Regions from separate parts of the Homo sapiens genome. Here region 2 is linked to region 1. The links are chromatin contacts, found by Hi-C or POLR2A ChIA-PET in ENCODE. All regions are on one chromosome and are shown on one strand. The core of a region is the stretch at or near the end of the contact, and the rest is flanking DNA. Distances in the headings are between cores, read along the strand shown. Region 1 overlaps NCOR2 (nuclear receptor corepressor 2). Region 2 has its middle 21 kb from the start of SCARB1.

Region 1 (2,786 bases), core at 155-2,654:
GAAATTAGAAGTGGGGTCGGGGAATCCAGACCACAGGGCATGGTGGCAGAATCTGCCATCTCCGCCCTGGCACAGAGTGTTGGGGGCGTGTGCCTGGATGTCAAGGGGGATACCCCAGCCTCTTTTGGGAGGGTTCGGGGCCCCCTGCAGAGCTAAACGCACAGCCCCCTCTTCCTTTGCAAGCTCCTTACCAGGGACCCAGACGGGTGGCAGAGATGCCCAGGGTGCTCAGCAGGCCCCGGACACCTGCCGATGAGCAGTGGGACGAGGGAGCTAATTTCAGAGGCGGTGAAAGCTATGAAGATGATCAAACCCTGGGATGGCAGGGCGACGGGGGGGGGTCACTTTGGAGGGGCGGGCAAGGAAGGCTTCTCTGAGGAGCCATCACTTGAGCCAAGACCAGAGGGAAGACAAGGCACATCTGTGAGAAAACCCGTGGAGGCAGCAGGAGCAGCTGGTGCAAAGGCCCTGGGGCACACACGAGTGACCCAGAGAGAGGCTGGGCGGGTTCATGGAGCTGGCTCCTAAGGGTCACCTGGGCCGTGCTAGGGCCTTTGGATTTTATTCCAAGAGCTTCATGTGGTCACTGGAAGATTTTAAGCAGAGGAGTGATTTCACGGGGTTGGCATCCTTAAAAGTGCACTGAGACCTCCCCTGCAGAGGGCAGAGGGCAGGACTCAGGTGGAGAGGCCCAGATCCCTGATGTGGTTGAGGTTTGTTGCCCTCCCCTGGCATCGTGCCCCAGGACGAGGGCTGGGGGTGCAGGGACATTCCAGAGACGCCTTCTGCTCCCCAGATTTTTAGGGGGCAGGATGGAAGGGCTGGGAGTTAAAGGGAAAAGCAGGTTAATGATCCCAGAGTCAGGGAAGTCGGTCGTGACCTGAATCTAGGATCCAAAGTTCAGCTCAGTTAACTTTCAACCTTCTGGGTGGCTCCCCGGCATTTCCCACAGTGTTCCTTCACGGCTGCAGGGGCTCTCGGAGGAGGACGAAAGGGGCAGCTGTGGTCCCGAGACCCCCCCAGCAGCAGAGGGCTCTTTGGGGACCCCAAATCCCCAAACCCTTCCCCCTCCCCTAAATGGTTGGCGGTCTCATGTGCACCCTGCAAAGGCTCCTCAAATCCCGGGATCCCTCCGGAATGCGAGGCTAGCCCTGCCCACCCACAGTCCCCGACAGAGGGCTCGGTCAGCCTCGGCAGCATCAGGCCAGGCAGGGGGCAGAGCTCAGGTGGAACTGACACGGAGGGTGGGGGGACGGGCGGCGGGGGATGATGGCGGAAGAAGCTGTTTGCTCCCTGTCTGCCGGGGGTGGAGAAGCTCTGTTTTTCTGGAACCCTCATCTGTTCTTACCACTGCTGACGCCGCCACCGCCGCGGATGGGGAGAGAGGGAGGGGGAGCCAGTGCCAAGTTGGCCCGCCCCTTGTGAACCTGGGCCTCTGCCACGCTCCCCCGCCCGCCTGCCCGCCCGCCGCGAGCCTCCGTCTGGAGGTCACATTCAGTCCTGCCGCGTCTCGCTGGGTCAGGCAGCAAGAAGATCAGAGCTGAGCCCGGCTGCGGGGGACACGGCTGCCCTGCTGGGCCTGGGTCCTTGGATTTTGCCCGGCCCGGGGGTCTGTGGGCTCTGGCCGGCATTGCTCGCTGAGCGTCCGCACTGGGCACATTGGTGCTGGAGGAGCTCGGCACGCTGCGCCCCGGTGATACCTGGCCCAGGGGCATCCCACACGCACCACTGACAACTTCCCGCCACCCACCACCCTCGGGGAAGGGCACCTCGCGCGCCCACAGCGGCTTGGGGACGGCGTCAGAGGTGGCAGCGGCCGCTGGAGGAGCCCCGGGCCACCACAGGCAGGCGGACTTGTGAGGAGCTGCCTCCCGCCCGCCCCTCTCGAGCCAGCCTCCGCCCGCCGCGTCCCTCCCTCCCTCGCTCCCTCCCTCCCTCCCTCCCTCCCTCCCTCACCGTGGGACGGAGAAGGATGTGAGGCTGAGCTGAGCCGCCAGCAGACGCCAACCAGCAGCCTCGCAGAGCCGACCGCGGCCGCCCAGCCTGCCGGCCCACTTCGGCCCGCTCCCTGGGGCATCTTCCCAGCCCTATGTTTCCGGAAAACTTGGCCGAGGGGGAGACGCGAATGAGAGGATGTGAGTGAGTGGTCCTGGGGAGGGGATGGGGGACTGCGGGTGCAGGGACAGGGACCGCAACGTGGCCATCTGGGATTTGAGGCTGGGCAGCTGGGGAGTCGGAGTTCTGGGCCCCTGGAGTGGATGGGGGTCCCAGCCCATCCTTTCCCCCATGCCCTCTCCTCTCTCTCCCTGCTGGGCTGAAGCTCTCCTGGAAGCAGGGGTGGGACCTGGATCTGTGCCTGGGAAGGTCTGTGATGCTGTGTGCACAGGGGGTCTCTCCAAGTGGACGGGGGCTTCAAGCTGGGTCTGGCGGGGTGGTCTCCAAGGCACGGTAGGGTAGAAAGTCTTTCTCTCCGTGCCTGGCAGCCTCTGCCTGGGCTTCCCAGAACAGGAACCAGAGGAAGCCAGTGCCAGCCTGCCCCTACCCCGCAGCCCTGGCCGGCACTAATGGGACACCCACTCTGGCTCCTCACACGGCAGTTAAGGAAACTGAGGCCGGAGAGCAGAAGGGCTGGCCAAGACTGCTAGCGAGCTCTGGCCAGGCGCCTGGATGACTCTGCCCAGCTCCTTTGGGAGCCGTATGTTTTCAGGAAGGGCTGGGTGACCCCCACCCCCACCTCCATCCCCTCTCCTCTGCCCTCAACCCACTCCCACTGCCCCCATGATCGG
Region 2 (2,786 bases), core at 180-2,679, 500 kb before region 1:
TGCTGGAGCCCAGGAGGTCAAGGCTGCAGTCAGCTGCGATTGTGCCACCGCACTCCAGCCTGGGTGACAGAGCCAGACCCTGTCTCAAAAGAAAAATAAAATCTGTCATGGGTTGAATTGTGTTCCCCAAAAAGATATGCTGAAGCCCCATCCTCTGACGCCTCAGAATGTGACTTCATTTGGAAGTAGGGTCATTGCAGATGAGTTAAGGTGACATCCTGCTGGAGTAGGTTGGGCCCCTAATCCAACAGTACTGGTGTCCTTGTAAGAGCAGAGCCATCTTGTCAACACAGATGTACAGGGAAAGATGGTGTCATGATGGCCCCATGACTGCAGAGGCATCTGTAAGCCAAGGAGCTCCAAGGATTGCCAGCCAGCCCCTTGGAAGCTGGAAGAGGTGAGGAAGGAGCCTCGGAGCCTTCAGAGGGAGTGTGGCCCTGCAGACATCCCCATCTCAGACTTCCAGCCTCCAGAACTTCCAGAGAGTAAACTTTCTGTTTATTCATATATTTGTATTTTTTTGAGATAGGGTCTCACTCTGTCACCCAGGCTGGAATGCACTGGCACAATCTCGGCTCACTGCAGCCTCAACTTCCCTGGGTTCAGATAATCCTCCCACCTCAGCCTCCCAAGTAGCTGGGAGTACAGCCAGGCACCACCACACCCAGGTAATTTTTGTATTTTTTTGTAGAGACAAGGTTTCGCCATGTTGCCCAGGCTGCTCTCGAACTCCTGGACTCAAGTGATCCTTCTGCCTCGGCCTCCCCAAGACCTGGGATTGCAGGTATGAGCCACTGCGCCCAGCTTTCTGTTGCTTTAAGCGGCCCGGTTTGTGGTGCTTTGCATGGCAACCCTAGCAAACTAACACTATGTCTATTCACAATTATTTGATAAAACAAAAACAATTCTTGAAAGCATCTCTTTCTCCCTTCCTTCCTGTGCCTGGGGGTGGGTGGGGAGTCTGTGTTGAGCACCTCAGCTGAGACCAGGCAATTGCAGTGGCCTGCGAAGGTGTTTGGACTTTGTCCTGCAGACCGTGAGAGGCCCCTGGAGATTCTACACTGGGGAATGACAATTTCCTAGGTGTTTTAGGAAGCTCAGCCTGCCTGCCGGTGGAGGGGGAAGGGAGGAGGGGAGAGGGTTCCGGCCAGTTAGGGGATTGGAGCTGTCATCCAGGCAGGAGATGGTGTGATCTGGATCAGCAGTTCTCAAAGTGTGGTCCCCAGACCAGCAGCACCAGCGTGTTCAGGAAACTTGCTGAAAATGCAGTTATCAGGCCCACCCAGACCTACTGAATCAGGCACTCCAGGGGCGGGGCCAGCCATCTGGGTTTCACTAAACCTCCAGGTGGTTCTGCTGTTTGCTCAAGCGCAAGAATGCTCGCTGGGCTAAAGGAAGAGGGTGGAGAGGGTACGTAAGTCCCTTGGGCCTGCGGGACAACGTGCCACCAACTGGGTGGCTCAGAACAACAGAAATGCATTTCTTACCTTTCTGGAGGGCAGAAATCAGAAACGAAGGCATCAGCAGAGCCCTCTGAAGCCTGGGGTGGGGAGAAGCCTTCTTTGCCTCCTTCGACCTCTGGTGGCTGCCAGCAGCCCTCGGCATTTCTTGGCTTGCAGATACAGCACTGCAATCTCTGCCTCAATGGCACATGACATTTTGTATGTGCCTCTGTGACAAGATGTCCTTCTTCTCCTTCTTTTTTGTTTTTTTTTTTTTTTGAGGTGCAGTTTCGCTCTTGTTGCCCAGGCTGGAGTGCAGTGGCACGATCTTGGCTCACTGCAACCTCCGCCTCCCGGGTTCTAATGGATTCTCCTGCCTCAGCCTCCTGAGCAGCTGGGATTACAGGTGCCCACCACCACGCCCAGCTAATTTGTTGTATTTTTAGTAGAGGCGGGGTTTCACCACGTTGGGCAGGCTGGTCTCGAACTCCTGATCTCAGGTGATCCGCCCACCTCGGCCTCTCAAAGTGCTGGGATTATAGGCGTGAGCTACCGCGCCCGGCCGGATGTCCCTCTTCTCATAAGGACCCCTGTCCTATTGGATTAGGGCCCGCCAGAATCCCTCAGGCCCTCCTCTTGATTTAATTGCATTTGCATCTGCAAAGACCCTATTTCCAAATAGGGCTGCAATCACAGGGACCAGGGGCCTAGGACTTGGACATATCATTTTTTGGAGGGACACAATTCTACCCACCTCAGATGGGGAGAATGAAAGGAAGCAACAAACAGCAAAACAAGAGAAATGTTAGTGATTAGATGTGGGAGTGGAAGTAGGATGAAAACAGAAAGAACTCAAATGCCCTGCCGTTGTTACATGAATAACAAAGCTGGGGTAACCGCGGTGTCCTTTTTCCCTTTTTCTCAAAGAGGGACATCCTCAGGCTAGTATTTCAGAAACTTTATCCTAAGTTCTTGGGACTCATAAACACATTGCTGAAACAAACTCCGTCTCACCTGACGACCTCTCTCTCTCCCCCATGGGGCAGGGCTGGGGAAGAAGGAGCGAGCAAGGCCCCTGTCCACCTCACGGAGCCAGGGCCCAATTGCGTTGACTCTTGCTGAGGGCGACACTTTAGAGCCAAGTTCGAGTTGAAGTTCAAGGGCCCAGGATCTGGAGGCATCTGAAGCTGCTCCAGCTCTCAGCTGCCTCAAGGGAAAAGATAGTCTCAGAGATAGTCTAGCACCTGTCTTGGTGAGGAGCCAGGCAGCACATAAGTGTGGGAGCTCCTGCCTCTGACACCAGACATGGCTGAAAGCATTTGTCCTTCTGGAAGATTCCACTTC

Evidence for each region. A loop is a pair of places that touch in the nucleus more often than their neighbours do. ChIA-PET counts read pairs that join two places held with the same protein, here RNA polymerase II (POLR2A). Pooled maps may share reads with other maps.
Region 2: a loop to region 1 is called in a pooled map, with 2.6 times the contacts of the local background. The contact joins two enhancer-like sites. A Hi-C loop is called at or near these places in 1 of 37 single-sample maps with no recorded cell type and 1 of 50 pooled maps. POLR2A ChIA-PET finds 5 or more read pairs at or near these places in 2 of 52 experiments (activated B cell and naive thymus-derived CD4-positive, alpha-beta T cell).

The regions. Positions count from the first base shown.
Region 1 is chr12:124,388,034-124,390,819 of GRCh38, reverse strand. All of the region lies in intron 18 of NCOR2 (nuclear receptor corepressor 2), which reads left to right. Among named protein-coding and RNA genes, the nearest start is that of MIR6880, 52 kb to the right of the region's middle. RefSeq lists an enhancer at 1-14 and a silencer at 1,464-1,533. Within about 2 kb of position 1,404, at least 37 of the 41 ENCODE cell types and tissues checked have a DNase peak (open chromatin) inside an H3K27ac peak, as active enhancers do.
Region 2 is chr12:124,883,559-124,886,344 of GRCh38, reverse strand. No RefSeq gene overlaps it. Among named protein-coding and RNA genes, the nearest start is that of SCARB1, 21 kb to the right of the region's middle. RefSeq lists enhancers at 1,628-1,677, 1,079-1,766. Within about 2 kb of position 1,429, at least 8 of the 41 ENCODE cell types and tissues checked have a DNase peak (open chromatin) inside an H3K27ac peak, as active enhancers do.